Linked DNA regions of Homo sapiens: region 1 is linked to region 2. Evidence: chromatin loops called from intact Hi-C (ENCODE). Cell type or tissue: IMR-90. All regions are shown on one strand. Each heading gives the region's core, and the rest is flanking DNA. Links, peaks and the distances in the headings are about the cores only. Region 1 overlaps PTCH1 (patched 1). Region 2 overlaps FANCC (FA complementation group C).

Evidence for each region. Peaks named below come from ENCODE experiments on the same cell type or tissue, not always from the same donor. Only the 100,000 strongest peaks of a DNase experiment are listed, where the experiment ranks them.
Region 1: a loop joins it to region 2, with 2.6 times the contacts of the local background. A loop is called at or near these places in 4 of 110 quality-filtered maps.

The regions. Positions count from the first base shown.
Region 1 is chr9:95,449,444-95,457,676 of GRCh38, reverse strand. It overlaps PTCH1 (patched 1), which reads left to right. Exons shown (of 24, transcript NM_000264.5): 19 at 1,264-1,401; 20 at 4,057-4,199; 21 at 7,737-7,836. Among named protein-coding and RNA genes, the nearest start is that of PTCH1, 56 kb to the left of the region's middle. In IMR-90, for the core only: no CTCF peak of the experiment used is centred there; no DNase peak of the experiment used is centred there; H3K27ac peaks cover 189 bases.
Region 2 is chr9:95,304,160-95,312,537 of GRCh38, reverse strand. The region is part of intron 1 of FANCC (FA complementation group C); the gene reads left to right. Among named protein-coding and RNA genes, the nearest start is that of FANCC, 9.4 kb to the left of the region's middle. In IMR-90, for the core only: no CTCF peak of the experiment used is centred there; no DNase peak of the experiment used is centred there; H3K27ac peaks cover 1,101 bases.

The sequences.
Region 1 (8,233 bases), core at 234-8,233, 150 kb before region 2:
ACCTCATCCAGGCCTAATAACGACATAGCAGGTTCTTCTGCATTTAACATGAAGGGACAATCAGAGAAGTTAGGAGAGTGATATATGGAGAAAATGATTTTGTGTGTTTTAAGTCCTGGGGGAAAATGATAAACTAATATTACGAACCTGTTTTTTGGCATCCCTTCTCCAAAATACTCTCAGATTTTGATGTAAGTTTCATGTAGAGTCTAATAAAACCGTGGCAATGTTTAAATTCTGTGAACTATGGTATAGCCTTTAAAATGCCAAAATTATAAAAACAAAGGCCAGATTTTGTGTCTGCACCGTGAGTCTGTGCAGCAGGTACATTAAAAGGTAAATGTTTAGTCTGTGAGAGTTTTCATGGCACTTAGCAATTGATGTTGTCCATCTTTCATCATTCCTTCCCCTCCCTCCACCTCTGCCCACCACCCACCCCCAGAGAAGAAAGATCATTTTTCTCCTTCTCTTCCATCTGGTAACTTGTTGTTTATTTGTATCTTCTCCGCTTTGGACCAAGAAACTCCAAATCTAACTCACAGATTTTATTTCCATTTCCCCACAAATTTTTACAAGGAAGATGAAAGGCAAGAAGCTTTTCCTTGGATTTTAACAGTTGGCTCAGTCCACCCCAGCTGTCCCCAGCTCTTCAAAGTGCAGGGCTCCTGTAACCTGACAGCGTCAGCTGATGACGACCTCCCCGCTTACCTGGCCCCCACATCATCTTTGCTTAGCCTGCAGGTTCACTCACAAAAGCAAAACTACTTTGACCTGCAAATCTTTTATTCACCCCGTCCTATCAGCTTTCTTTAGAATGGAGAGTGAGGCAACCAAAAACTTAATGATGGGTTCACGGATGGTCTCTGGCGGCTGAGACCCAAGCAGGAGGAGAGATGGGTCTTGTTGTAAACTGTGAAATTCGCAGCTAAGTGATGCGGCCATGCTTGTGCAATTCCTCGTGGATTGCGCTGGTGGAGTTGTTCTGTATGTTTTTTGCTTTCTGGAGAAGGTACATTGGAAAATAATTTGCATTAGAACACTCTACTTTGCCTTCTACAGCTTTACACATCAGCTGTCCCACAGTCTCCCTTCCCAGCGGGAAGATGAATTAGGCAGTAAAGGCAGTGTCCAGAGTTAAAGCAAGTCAGTCCATTCATTGTTTTGATCTGAACCGAGGACACCTTAGCCCTCTGGCGACCTCCCTTGTGGGCAGCCCCAGAGGGTGACCTGCCCGCCCACTGACCACTGTGTGCCCTGCTCCAGGTGATGGTCCTGGCGCTGATGACGGTCGAGCTGTTCGGCATGATGGGCCTCATCGGAATCAAGCTCAGTGCCGTGCCCGTGGTCATCCTGATCGCTTCTGTTGGCATAGGAGTGGAGTTCACCGTTCACGTTGCTTTGGTATGGGAGACATTTGAAGCAAAAACTTTGTGAAAAAACAACCCATTTCCTCTGGCTCTGTTTGTCTCCAAGTGGGAACCTTGCATTCTCCCTGTGCGTGGCAGTGAAAAGGCCTCAGGGCACAGGGGCCCCCTAGGAGAGCCTGCAAGATTTCTGGATTCCTTTCCCTCAAGGGAGGCTAAGGAGAGGGGTATGGAAGGTACATGGCAGCGGGCCCTGTCAGCCGTAGGCAGTGCAGGGTTGGTGTGTTGGAGTGGGCCTTGAAGGGCCGTGCTCACCTGACTTTGACTGTCATTATACCCCCACGATTCCTGACGTTGTGACGTTTGTTCATAAGGCGGATTATGTGGTGAGTGTGTGGGTGGGCATACACAGAGTTTTAAAAACAACAGGAACAGTGGGGATAAAATGAGACCACACTCACAGGCTTGGGGATGGCATCACTGAGGATGAGGTGAGCTGGCAGCCAAGGAAGTACCCTCGGGCTTAGGAGTGGAGGCTCCATTGTTCAGCCCCGGGGAACTGGCTCTTCTACCTAAGCCCACCCAGTTCCTCAGACCTCCCAGCCTCTACATTCATGATAGCAGAAAGTAAGAGAACCAGTGTTGCTTTCAACAGACATTTTTTTCCCTCTCTTTTTCTCTATCTTGCCCTGTGAATGCTTTGTTGGAGGTAATTAAACTTCAGAAGGAATCTTTAGTCCAAGAGATAAATCTGTTGTATACATTTATCAAAGAATTATCCAAAACATCACAACTGTGTAAATTATGTTCTGTCTGCAGATTAGAGCCTAAGAACTTGGGGTTATCAGTAGGCATTCAATAAGTAAATGCGTTCACCTGTTAAATATCGACGTGCGAAATACCCTAGCTAGGAAGCCAGCACTGGGCTTGACCAAATCACTTCCGCCATTGCTTTTGCAATCTCTAGCACAGGTTTCCTTTGGGCTCAGCACATGGCACATGCATGTCTCCACATAGGCTGCAGCCTTGTGCCTTCTGCAGTCTTTCCAGGGCTACTGTGATACAATTGAGAGATTGTAAACTTTTGTGTTTTGGAAGGAATGCTTTGTTGAAGTTATCCCATTTTTTTTACAGTGTATCATAAAAAGCCAATAATATGGCAACAGTATTCTCTAAATTTTGAGCCTGCTCAAATTATTTTCTTCCTTTGAGCTGGGAGGAGGGACTATTTTTTTAAAAAGAAGAGTGCCAGCCTAGAGTTTAGAAAACCCATAATTCCAATACAGTTCTTCAAAAGGGAGATAAATTTGCATGTGAGTTAAGAATCCATAAGTTATTTTATTCTGATGCAAATGGAAACCACCTTTTTTGGAAGCTAGCAGGGCAAATGGGTATCCCAGAGCAGATTTTTACCATGGAAATGCTAACTGCAGTCTCTAAACTCTAGGACTTCTAGTCCAAGTCATTTTCAGTATTCTGATCCTCTATGTGAAATTGCATTTAGAGTTGGCAGTTATTGCTCTTTCAAGGTTTGTAAAATGGTAGAATAAGGCTGTGAAGAAGAGTCTTCTTTCATGAATGTCTTTAGGAAATCAGTGGGTTCCCGTTCATTTGCTGTCTCAGTAACATAGAAACAGTGTGTGACAGGGTAGTCACAACTAGGCCCTTATGGCCTCATGGCCCAAATATGATGCAAGCCAGCATGGCTGAAAAACCCCTTTGGTGCCTTGCCCCAAGAGCAGAAGGCAGCTATATTGACCCTAATGTCTTTACCAACTCTGAAAGAGTAGAACCTGTTTGAGAGAAAAGTATGAAAACTCTTAGCACACCTTTGTATATTTGTATTTTTTCATCTGTTAAGGAGAACGACCGTCTCAGTCCTTCTGCAGGTAGGTAAGGGATAGAAACGCATCCTGCCAAAGACACCCAGCCCTCTCCTCTCGGCATAATCCAGAGCAGCCTGAACTTCAGAGAGAGAACTTGTGCCAGGTTCAACACTCCCTGCAGGGGTCACACGTTCAGGCCAACAGTCTGATCTTCCAGAATTTACTCTGCAAAGTTCCCGTTTAGTTATCAACAGCATTTCTGGCCTAGGAGAGCTTTAGGACTGCAGGAGAGACAGGGATGTGTCCACACAATGTTCAGAAGGGCTTGATTCAAATGTACGGTCCTGTGTATTTCTTGCAATACACTCATAGTGCTTAGATGTACTACAAACATAGCCTGAAACAGTGACAGAAGGTCTCACCTCTGCATAATCGTGAGGAAGTGTGTGTAGCACCCAATTGCTTGGGACACTGAGCTAAGCTCTTAGCCATCCAATGCATTAGCCAGAATCCTGTGCTGTGGGAATTGGAGGTCTCACGTGTGAGTGGTGTGAGATCATTTAAGGAGGGGGGAAACTTCGGGGTGAGTATCAGTGAAAAGAAGGGGACATTTCTGTCCATTTTTATATAGTTTTGATTTTACTGTGTTCAAGATTTACGTCAACACCAAATATGACCCAGTGTCATGAAGAGGTCATCTTAGTTTAAGTCTAGGTGCTGCTAGTTGAGCTACTCTGATTACACATTCTAGCAACTAAAACAGTAAGATGTGAGCAGTTCTGAGAGCTTGTAACATTTAGGACAGAGCTGAGCATTTACCAGGTGAAGTCCAGCAACCTGATCTTGTGAACATCCTCATTGCACAGGCCTTTCTGACGGCCATCGGCGACAAGAACCGCAGGGCTGTGCTTGCCCTGGAGCACATGTTTGCACCCGTCCTGGATGGCGCCGTGTCCACTCTGCTGGGAGTGCTGATGCTGGCGGGATCTGAGTTCGACTTCATTGTCAGGTAAGCAGGCGTGTGCAAGGAGACATGTTTTAGAAATCATTGTGATTGGGCCGGGTGCAGTGGCTCACGCCTGTAATCCCAGCACTTTAGGAGGCCGAGGCGGGTGGATCAGAAGGTCAAGGAGTTCAAGACCAGCCTGGCCAAGATGGTGAAACTCATCTCCACTCAAAATACAAAAATTAGCCGGGCGTGGTGGTGGGTGCCTGTAATCCCAGCTACTTGGGAGGCTGAGGCAGAGAATTGCTCGAACCCGGGAGGCGGAGGTTGCAGTGAGCTGAGATTGCGCCACTACACTCCAGCCTGGGTGACAGAGCGAGATTCTGTCTCAAAAAAAAAAATATTGTTATTAGCTCAGGTGATCTTCGTTGCTTATTTCCTTCTGTATCTGGTAGATTGCAGCACCTCGTCATCGTGACTCTGCTTTCTTTTGAACTTGTTAACGTAGAGATATTCGGAGGTATAAAGACAAGCTCTCTTCTAGAGCTGTCTTGGGGAGTATCTTGAAAACAGAAGGTAAAGGATTTGGGGCTGGCAGCAAAGACAACTCTGCAGCTTGAAGCCAAAGGATCACCCAATAGGTGGCCCATTATTGTCTCGGGTTAGAAACACTGCAGAAAGAAATGCCACATTTGACCTACGCTCCCTCTCCTTCAAACTGTAGAAAGGAAAACTTAAAAATACCTAAAATTGTCACCTGACTTTATTCTTTTAAGAAGTGAAAATGACGTGCTCAGATTTCATATTCGAGTCCCCACAATTAGGAAGCATTTAGCATTGGACTTTGGTGTCAACTCTTGGGAATCTAAGCCTAGTTTGGATCTCAAGGCAAGTCGTTTCCAGTTGATTTAATTAAGAATATGACTTTGTGAAATATAAAAGAACAGTGAGTTTTCCTTTTGAAAAGAATTTGAGAACTGCAGAGGAGGAAACCACTTGCTTCTTTGAGCAGCCTCCATGGCTTTGTGAGGGACCTGCTCTTGGATAGAACTCTGCTACTTTATGGAGCTCTAAGGCCAGAATCACCAATAAGTAAAAGATAGTCCAGGATTAGAACCATGACAGGGCAGAACCAGATGTGAGAAATGATTGGTTTGTTTGGCACGCTTCAGTACTGAGAGGTTGTGTGTGTGTGTGTGTGTGTGTGTGTGTCAGAGAGAGAGATACGCTTCTTATCTTCAAGTAAAAAGAAGAGGGTTTCAACTAGAAGTTTTAGCCAAAGTTTTATTACGGGAAAGAGATGAGTCCATTGGTTGGCCTGTGGCATAGCCCACTGGGCAATTTGGCATCATGGAGGCCGCCTTCTTAGAATGAGTGCCAAGCTTGCTTATTGTAGTTTTTGCATAGAGTGAATGGTGAAGTGGAATCGCTGTAGACCAGCGCTTCTCACACCGATGTGCTGAGGAATCATCTGAGGGTCTAAGTGCAGGGCCGATTTCGGGGGGCGGGAGGTGGGATGAGGGCTGGGTCTGCATCTCCAGCTACCTCCCTGCAATGTCCATGGAGCTAGACTTCTCAGCACAAACTACTGCTAAGCCAGCAAGCCAGTTCCTAAATTCCTGTTTGCCAATACCAAGTAGAGAGTTGCCCAACTGAGTTAAATGTTTTGGTCTGTGTTTTATTTTAGTTCTTAGTTTGATTTTAGCTTTTCCTTTGTTCTTAGTATACACTTTTTCAGGCACTAACGTTATCATTATGATATAAAAGCTCAATGTCAAGTAGAGTTTCTTTTGCATATTTACTTTCTCGTTTAACACAAATATAACAAGCACCCCATAAGTGCCATTTGCACAACAGCAAATAATGGGGACCCCCATATCCCTCTGTGTAGCCTAAGGTCTTTTAGGGGAGAGACAAGTTCACAGGCAAAACCAGGGGAAATGCAAGGTGTGCTGGGGTCTCATGAGTTACAGGAGGGTCTCGCTCAGCCTTGTGGGGGATGCTGAATGAGGAAACTTAGCCTGAATTAGAGCCCCCAGCTGGAAACCTGGCAGCTGGAATCCCAGCGCTCTCCTCTCAGCCGGGGTTGTTCCCGCCCAGAAATATCAGGGTTCCTCTTTCAAGCACTTAAAAGGGCTTCCCATTTTCTAGGATGGGATGGATTAACCTGATAAAGGCCTCACCAAGGTCAAATAAATGAGCAGACACTGTATATGCTAAGCCGTCAGAAATCTAATTGGCCTGTTTATGCTTCAGCTAGATGGATGGGATGCAAATGTCTTAATGTGGCTGCTGATACATGCCCCAGCCGAAAGTTCCAGCAGTTTACATTAGACCAAGACATTGGCTGCTTGGTTTTTACTAATGTAGTTCAGAAGTTTCTAGTGTTTACAATAGCTGTGAGGTATTTGTATTTTTATGGGGATTCTCTCTCCTTTCATCTGATGTCAAAACATATATAGACATGGCAGCACTGGTTGCCTGTTCCATTTTATGAACCAGAGGACCATTAACAGATAGATATCTTGCCCCCCCCTTCCCAGAACATCCTGAGCCTCTCCCCTACCCCAGCCCACTTCCATCAGAGTTGCCCTAGAAATCATTAGTTCCAGAAACGCATCCCTGCGTGGAGTCTGTGCCCTCCAGCCATGCAGAGTGTCTGCCAGAGGCTGTCCCTGGCTGACAGGTTTACCTTGGTATTCATGAAGGATTCCAGACCTTAGCCCTCAATGGTGGGAAAGCAGAACTACTTCTGCACTCTCCTCCTCTGCCATGGTGCTGCGGCCTTTATGTTTGAATTGGCTGACGCAAAACAAGAGTATTCAGAGATGCTAAATTGTTCAACAAAAGATTGGCCCGCAGAGCAGCCCCGCCATTGTGGAGTGCCCTCACCCAGCACAATGCCCCAGCTCCCACAGAATGGGCAGCATTTTCTTTGCAGAAAGCTGGTTCCTGTGTTCTAAAAAGGTTGCAATTGGAGCTATTTGGTAAAACTGGAACTCACAGAATTCTAGGCAGAAAGTTGTGATTAATGAAAGGCCAGGGAAAGCCTTACCTGATATGCTAGAGACTTAATTAGAGATTCTGCCGTAAGATGCAGAAGCATTTCACAGTGGATTAGCAGCCTGCAGAAGTGGGCTGCTTTTCCTCCTGGGCTAAATTGTTTAAATTCTACACCCTTCACTTCATTTGTTTGCTTCTGCTGGGTTTTCACGAGCGGGGCCCCTCGGCATTGTGTTTGTGCTTTCAGTCTGCCCAGCCATTCAGGTCGCATTCCATATTTTTGTGTTTGTGTAACACATTCATAAATAACATTACATGCCATCAGAGTTCAGCAAATTAACAAACTAATTTTTTTTTTCTTCCCTTCATGAACTAACACTTTGGGTTGTGGAATGTAGTCCTCAAAGTCATAAGGTAAAGAAACAAAAAGCAAAAACTCACCTTGTGTTGAATGTGAACTGCGGTTGGATAACAGCCTTTTCAGTGGGGTGGGTTTTGTTCATTTCTGGCGTTGCCATGCTGCTGTGTCGGGCACACGGAGGGTGGCGCGATCCACCCTGTCACAGCGCGTGTTCCCGTTTCCTCTTGATCTCCCAGGTATTTCTTTGCTGTGCTGGCGATCCTCACCATCCTCGGCGTTCTCAATGGGCTGGTTTTGCTTCCCGTGCTTTTGTCTTTCTTTGGACCATATCCTGAGGTCAGTAGTGACACGGGGATGTCCCACGTGTAGGCCGGCTGAATGCTGTGTTTCCTGTGCCGCTCTTCACTTCGATACTTAGGTGCCTCCCCACTTGCTGGTGGTTCTTCAGTAAACATCTCAGAGTCATGTCTGTTTTCCTCTTCGGTGTACTGGCTTTGAGGGCTAGAGGGCGGGTTCGGTTTGGTTCCTCTAAATCAACTGATTGGCAGCCTGGGTCTTACAGATCTTTATACAGTAAATGAAGACTTTCCCCTTGAGATGCATAATTGGACTTCACAAGAGTAAAAAGTACACATCCTGCCTTTCCAGTGTGGAGCAGAGGACAGTTCTTCTGCTCCAGCTGCGGGACCTGAAGGTCCTCCAGGTGGTAGAGAAGGGGAGGTTAATACGGCAC
Region 2 (8,378 bases), core at 166-8,165:
TCTACAGAAAACACGAAATTATCTGGGAGTGGTGTGTGTCCCACCTACTACGGAGGCTGATGTGGGAGGATCGTTGAGCCCAGGAGGTTGAGGCTGCTTGGAGCCATGATTATACCATTGCATTCCAGCCTGGGCAACAGAGTGAGACCCTCTCTCTAAAAAAGAAAATGACAACAACAACAGTAATTATTTATAGTTGACTTTCCTTATTCAAATTATTATGTGGTTTCTTTTTACTGACTGGACCCAGACTGATTTATCACCTTTGCTCTGAACTTCCTCAAGAAATCATGAGTGGTGAGAGTATTTAGTCTGTTCATTTTCTTGAATTGTGAAAGTTAATCCTAAGGTTTCTCCCACTTCCACATGACGAAAGACACGTTTGTGTGAGAGTATGTAGGCTTTTATGAAGTGATGAAACTGCCTTTCCATGCCTTTGCAAATTAGAAACAGTATAGATTATCATGGAAAGTGGGGTCAGAGATTAGGAGGGGAGGAGAAGAGGACAGGATTAGAACTGTGGTCGACCTTATGGCATCCAGTGGGCAGGGTTCCCAGATGACCTGACTTTAGATGTGACTGTACTTCTCATTATCTTTCACCCCTGTTTTTCATTTTTCAGATTTCTGGGACTTGTGTTTTCATTTTCCTCTAGAGCCCCAATGATGCTTTTGTAATTCAGAAACATTTATGTGTGATATAAACATTTTATATACATTTAGCTATTTTAGTGGAATCTGAGATCTGTTACTCTGGTGACTACCCATAAGACAGTTTGAGGCTGCGGTTTTTCACACACACACACACACACACACACACACACACACAGATTCAGAGGAGACTATTTAAACAATATGAATTTGGCTGGGTGCAGTGCTGTGCACCTGTAGTCCCAACTATTTGAGAGGCTGAGGCTGGAAGATTGTGAGTTCAAGTCTCCTGGGCAAAATTGTGAGACCCTATCTCCAGGGAAAAAAATAAATAAATAAAAGGCTATGACTTTATGTCTGTGATTCCTTCTTTACCTGGTTCAGTTCAAAGGTATGGAATTGCCAGACACTTTTGCTTCTTTTATAAGATTTTGGAGGTGCCATTTACCTTAGTGACTTCCAACACCCTCCTATGGCTGGTTCCTTTTTGTTGTCATTTTGTTTTTGTTGGTTGTTACTGTTTACTTAAAGCTATAACATTATAAGGCATTGTACTTAGCCTAATCCTATTTTTGTAATTATGCTTGTACATTCAAGTGCTGTACTCAATAGATTTCCTTATTAACTCCTGATTTTTTTTTTTTTTTTTTTTTTGAGACGGAATCTCACTCTGTCTCCCGGGCTGGAGTGCAGTGGCGCGATCTCGGCTCATTGCAAGCTCTGCCTCCCGGGTTCACACCATTCTCCTCCTGAGTAGCTGGGACTACAGGAGCCCACCACCACGCCCAGCTAATTTTTTGTATTTTTGTTAGAGGCGGAGTTTCACCGTGTTAGCCAGGATGGTCTTGATCTCCTGACCTCGTGATCCGCCTGCCTTGGCCTCCCAAAGTGCTGGGATTACAGGCGTGAGCCACCGCTCCTGGCCAACGCCTGATTTATTGATGACCATTTGTGGTTATGCATAATGACTTTTCCTCTGTCTTTGTGCACTGCAGTTCATATTATTGCCTTATGTGTATATGCTTGTTTCCACAACTCTTAGCCAACTTCTTCAGGGTATATTCTTTTTTATTATATAACTGCATTGATGTTTGTTGAGTGCCAACATCCTTTCCTCCCTTCTCTGTCATAACAGACCCTAGATTTTCTTTTAGTAGTCACTATTCTATGGGCTCTGGGGAACACTGATACTACCTCTAGCTCCTGGGGGTGGACTTTTATTGGTTTAAGGAGTGTGTTTTATTGATTCGTCACAGTCATTGGTTAAGGATGGGCATAAGCTCAAGCAAGTCCAGTCTGAATACATCTGAGGTCTGTCTCTTACTTGGGATGCTGGAACAGAAGTATGTACTCTATTTTTGGGTGGTATGGATGTGATGTGACTTCTGTAATGGCTAAAGCTGTTTTGCTATCATGAGGGAAGCAGGATGGAGAGACAGATCAACTGTGAAGTCTGCCCTGTTTCTGGACTTGCCAGTTTCTTGAACCAACGAATTCCCCCCCTCCTTTTTTTTTTTTCTCTTTTGAAACAGGGTCTTGCCCTGTCAACCAGGAGTGCAGTGGCACGAACATAGCTCACTGCAGCCTCAAACTCCTGGGCTCCAGGAATCATGCCACCTCAGCCACCTGAGTAACTAGGACTACAGGTATGCACCACAATGTCTGGCTAATTAATTATCATTATTTTTGTAGAGACAGAGTCATGCTATGTTACCTAGGCTGGTCTTGAACTCCCAGCCTCAAGCTGTCCTCCTGCCTGGGTCTCCCAAAGTGCTGTGATGAGAGGTGTGAGCCACCATGCCTGGCCTCCCATTATTGTTTTAGCTGGTTTTGCTTGGTGCAGCAGGGGCATTTAATGCTTACTAAATATTTAGATCTTCCCTCACATTTCCCAGTTCACTTGCAGCTAGGTAGGACATTGTGATTGTTCTAGCCAATAGATTTTAAGCAGGTTATTTCCAGGTAGAAGCATTTAGTAGCAGATTCCTGACCTAGCTATCTCTTCTTTTTGCAATGGTGATTCTGGAGGCTAGGTGTTGAGATGTCTGAGCACCTGTCATGCTGGATCCATGAGTGACTGTGGAGCAGAACAACACCCCCACCCCACAAACATGTGTGTCCCACATAACATGTTGGACATATAGTATCAGAAAAAAGTTACTACATCATAACTTAGCCTATCTTGATGAATAGAGTTGGGTTTTCAATTACTGGAAACCAAAGGCATCCTAGGTGATATAGTATAATTTTGTAATTCTTAGTGTGTATTTGGTGATTTACAATGTATGCAGATTATACATTGTAATTGATTAGTAAGACACTTGTCTGAAGGAATCAGTTATATTTAGCCCTAGCTTTCTGAATTTGGTGTACCCAAACATGACCTTGTCCAACATGGATTGTAACGATTACTTAGCCTATCTACCCCTACATATTAAAGATTATAATAAAACACTATATAAAATATACATTTATACAAATAATATCGAATTGCTGCTTTTGCTTGAAGCCGTTAGCTAGGAATTTCCAATCATAGGCCGTAAGAGTGAGTAACCGTTTATTATTGGTATAACAGCATGCATTTTATTTATGAAGTAGTATTTTCTGCAGTATTTGGCACCCAGAAGAGTATCTTGTGTTTCTGATACTGACTAGTACCATTAGAATTTTTAGTCATTACACTAAAAAAGTTGGCAAAGCTAGTGAAACTTTTGCTTGATGATAAGTATTTTGATAAGTGGTGACTTTTTGAAACTATGCAGCCAGTTTTAGGAGTAACAGAAATATTTTTATATGAAATGGTATAATATGACTGATTTTTTCTTAAAATTGAGTAGTTGTAAGCAAGAAAAGTGCAATACAAATATCTTTTTCTTTTTTCGAGATGCATCTCACTCGGTCCCCCAGGCTGGAGTGCAGTAGTGCAATCATAACTCGTTGCAGTCTTGCCCTCCTGGACTCAAGTGATCCTCCCACCTGAGCCTCCTGAGTAGCTGGGACTACAGGCATGAGGCAGACACTGTGCCTGCCCTTAAAAATATCTTGAATTTTGGTAGTGACATTCCTTTGAAGGTATTAAAAGCTAGAAATTTGTTTCATTCTATCAAAGTTTCAGGTATCTTCATTTAGTTCTACACGTGTGTGCTGTACCCATCTAATGTTTGCCTAAAATTGTACTGTCTTTTTGGTTTTAAAATAATTTAAGTCTAGGCCGGGCGTGGTGGCTCATGCCTGTAATCGCAGCACTTTGGGAGGCCGAGGCGGGTGGATCACTTGAGTCCTGGTGGTCAAGGATGCAGGTCGGCTGGGCAAGGTAGCTCCTGCCTGTAATCCCAGCACTTTGGGAGGCCAAGGCGGGTGGATCACTTGAGGTCAGGAGTTCGACTCCAGCCTGGCCAACAGGGTGAAACCTGTCTCTAATAAAAATACAAAAAAAACTAGCCGGGTGTGGTGACATGTGCCTGTAATCCCAGCTACTTGGGAGGTGGAAGTACAAGAATCGCTTGAACTCGGGAGGTTGCAGTGAGCTGAGATTGGGCCATTGCACAAACAAACAAACAAAAAGCGGTGATCTGTGATTGCACCACTGCACTCCAGCCTGGGTGACAGAGCAAGACCCTATCTCAAAAAAAAAAGAAAAAAAAATTAAGCCTAAGATGTTTAATTTAAAAATAAGTTTTTAAAAAAGTATGTTTTTGAGGCAAAATGGTGAGAATAGGACAAGTATTTGAAAATATTGTGGTACTTGATCAGAACCACCTTTGGTTACATTGTTTTGTGGCCAAAGTGGCTATGACTAAATGACTACATGTTATTTTAAAAACATTGTTTCTAAGGTATTACTGATGTACATGAATGGATTGATATTATCATGGAGTGGTTTGTTATAAAAGCGAGTTTGGCCCTCTTGTGCTCTGTCGCTGTGTGATGCCTTCCATTGCGATGTGACCCCTCAATCTTAGACTTCCCAGCCTCCAGAACTGGGAGCTGATAAATTTCTGTTATTTGTAAACTACTGAGTCTCACATATTCTGGTATAGCAGCACAAAACAGACTAAGACAGGCAGTTGGGCAACAGCAAGTCTGAGTTCCCTTCCAGCAGCAACTGGCAGGAGTGAAATCCTGGCTGTCTTCTTTGCAGTCAAATGCTCTACCACTGAGCTATACCTACTGGCTATCTTCTTTGGACAGTTGCTGTTTTTCACCACAAGCCTGTCTAATTGCTTTACTCATTTAACTTATCTGTTGTGGACTTTGAATTTATGACCTTTGTCTAAAGTAATTTAAGTTTTGAATAATTCTGAAATGCATTCAGTTGTTAAACTAACACTTAGAAAAAAATGGACAGATCAGAACAAATTTGTCATACTTATTGGAGAAATTACTGCATTAATCAGGGTTCTCTGGTGACTTCTAAGTTTCATATCTGTAGAAAAGGTTATTATTATTCTTGAGCAGTAAGATACTGTATACCCTTTATAAATCAGAGCTTTTTGTTCTGTTGATTTTATACAAATACGTTGGTTTTATAAGCATGGTTTTTTTTTGTTAACTACTTCTTTTGATTTCTTAATTTATTTCTAACATTACTTTGGGCAATAGCCCTATTAAAAGTGCTTTGTACTTTCCAAATTATTTCCATATAGATTATATGGGATTCTCACAATAACCATATGTGCTAAGGTAAGATAGGCATTTTAAAAAAAGAAAAACAGGGCTGAGCACCTGTAATCCCAGCACTTTGGGAGGCAGAGGTGGGCAGATCACTTGAGCCCGTAAGTTCAGGACGAGCCTGGGCAACATGGCGAAACCTTGTCTCTACAAAAAATACAAAAATTATCCAGGCGTGGTGACATGCAACTGTAGACCCATACAGTGTGACATGCAACTGTAGGCTGAAGTGGGAGGATCGCTTGAGCCTGGGAGGTTGAGGGTGCAGTGAGCTATGATCATACCACTGCACTCCAGCCTGGGTGACAGAGCGAAACCCTGTGTCTAAAAACTAAATAAATAAATAAAAATTAGAAAAGAAAAATAGAATGGAGACTTTTCAAAAAAATTACTTTGGCTCATAATTAAGGAATTCCCAAGAGATTGCCCAAAGGAGGATAGCTACTGATGAACTTCTTGGGTTGATTGTGTGTGTACAGCTTTTAAATGTGTCTTAATTGTTATGAGATGATAACCTTTTCAATAATCAAAAGAGCCGGGTATTTCTGGTTACCCAAACCCAACTGATTTTAGCAGAAAACATTTGCCTTAAATAATAACTTCTCTTTGAAATGTTTAGAGAGAAGGAAACTGAGTTTAATGGCAGGGTTGTTGGCTGTTACCCAGGGAAACTAACTCCTGTCTGGTGCTCTTTTTGTTGCACCAGTAGTTCGATGTCCAAGGGGGGCTGAAGCTTCCTATGGAAGCATTGTTAAGCAAGTCTTTCGCAGGCTTTCGGTTGCATCTTTCTACTGTGTAAATAGGGGCATTAGGAGAAATGTAATCTTTGAATACTGCCCAACCAGTTTCTGCTTGGTAATGTGCCCTGAAACCCTCAATGAATGCCAGCAAACAAATTAGATCCACAGTGTATTTGATACGCATGTCTTTTCCCCAAACAAAATTCAAATTTCACAAACACAAACTGAGTCATTTTCCAAATGTTTGTATATGAATGGAAGTTTTTGTCCTGTTCTTCTGTAACCAATACCATAAAACTTCTGAAGGTCCTTGATGCATTTATTGTACAATGTTAATCCAAAACAAAACTTTATTCTGACTAAACTTGTAGGTATAGAGAGATACCAAACTCATTTTTGTTGATCAGTACAACATGTTTGTACCAACCAGATCTAAAAAATGTGTAAAGGAGTGCCATGCTGTAAAGACCTTATTACAGTTGTAAACATCAGTGCAGCTGTTACAAATCTAGCAAAACCTCAGGTTAAACAATTTCAAATTTACTGAAGATGACATTCCAGACCCAGTTTTCATAACATAAACACTCTAGGAAATGCCTTTGAGATGAGTGGGATTGTCATTAATATTAATGCCACCAAATTCAAGGCTGAGAAGTCATTTCTTTTCAAGCTTTATTTTCACTCCTAATTTTGGAATAAAATATACTTTTAACCTGAAGTATGGCGTGTCTTTTCACAGCCTGAAAACATTTGATCCTGTTGCCTTTGAATTGTAGGAATGCAAAAATACAGTATAAGTCTTTTATTCTTGATGGTCATTTAACTTAAATGAGTTTGTTAGAATTAAAGTTGGGAAGAATTAACTGTTAATGGAACTCAGTTGCATTGTTCAATTAAAAAATAAAAGGATGCTAAAAATAGTTGCTGTTTAAGGATTGTATTAGTGTGACATTTTAGAATGCTGCATTTAGGGAAGGAATTTTATTCTAAAGTGATTTGAAGCACATTTTTTTGTGGTCCTGTCTTTCATCTAGACAAGGTAGGACAAGCATTCAAAACCTGTACCAGTCTTAATCTGTTTTTTTCTTCTTAGTTTCCACTTAGTGGGACATCTGGTGAGGTATCATTTTGGCCATATAGTCATTTCTAAAGTTTCTTTCTGTGCTCTGATTTCCAATTAAGTCTTCTATGATGTTTGCCAAATTTAAGAGCATGCAGGGGTCCACTGGAAGTGCTGAATAACTGGGCTTTGGCCTAATTCTTTGTGCATGGCTGTATGTGTGGGGTGATTTTGTTTTCTTTGCTTGTTTATTGGTAATTGCATTAAATTCCATTTGCCTTTACTGAATTTTTTTTTGTTGGACTTTTGGGGAAACCTCTAAATTGGATAATAGAGCAATTAAGTGACTGTTTGTAAGCGATCCTCAGTGCTCTATTAGAGAGGCAGCATTTATCAAAAGAAAACAGTTGAATTTCTCTTGTTTAAACTTGCTTTTGAAATTCTGTTAATTTTCTAATAAGGAGAATTGAAGCCAAGCATTGTCAAGTACCATATTGTAATCTGAAGTTGGTAACTGTGGAAGCACATAGTTGATATGGTGATACCTTTTTCAGAGGAACTTTGGCTATTTCCATCAGCATAAAGGACACAACAGACTGCATCTATTGCCTTCACCTCTGCCTTATTTCTTCTGTTTTCCCTTTTTTTTTTTTTTTTTTTTTTTTTTGAGATAGAGTCTTGCTCTGTTGCCCAGGCTGCAGTACAGTGGCACGATCTTGGCTCACTGCAACCTCCGCCTCCCAGGTTCAAGGGATTCTTGTGTCTCAGCCTCCAAAGTAGCTGGGATTACAGGCGCTCGCCACCACGCCCACCTATTTTTTTTTTTTCGTTTTTAGTAGAGACAGGGTTTCCCCATGTTGCCCAAGCTGGTCTTGAACTCCTGGGCTCAAATGATCTCCTCCCTCAGCCTCCCAAAGTGCTGGGATCACAGGTGTGAGCCAACACTCCTGGCCCCCTTTTTTTTAAAAAAAATTAAAGAGGTTGTGGAGGTTTCTTTGAATTCTTTTGGTGTTTTTAAAAATGTTATATTTTGAGAAGAAAATCTGGGCAGGTACAAAGAACCCCTCCCTTTCCTGTTTGAAAACTTTTTTGCAGTCGCCCTGGAATTTTCCTTCACTGTCATTCATCCTTCTCTCCTTTCTTGATATTGGGTCTTCTGTTTACTTTATTTTCTTTCTTTGTTTTCTCCCTCCTCTTGATGTGAAGCAGATGTTCTAGTATCTTCCTAAAGCAGAATGTGTGGGAGATGAATTATTT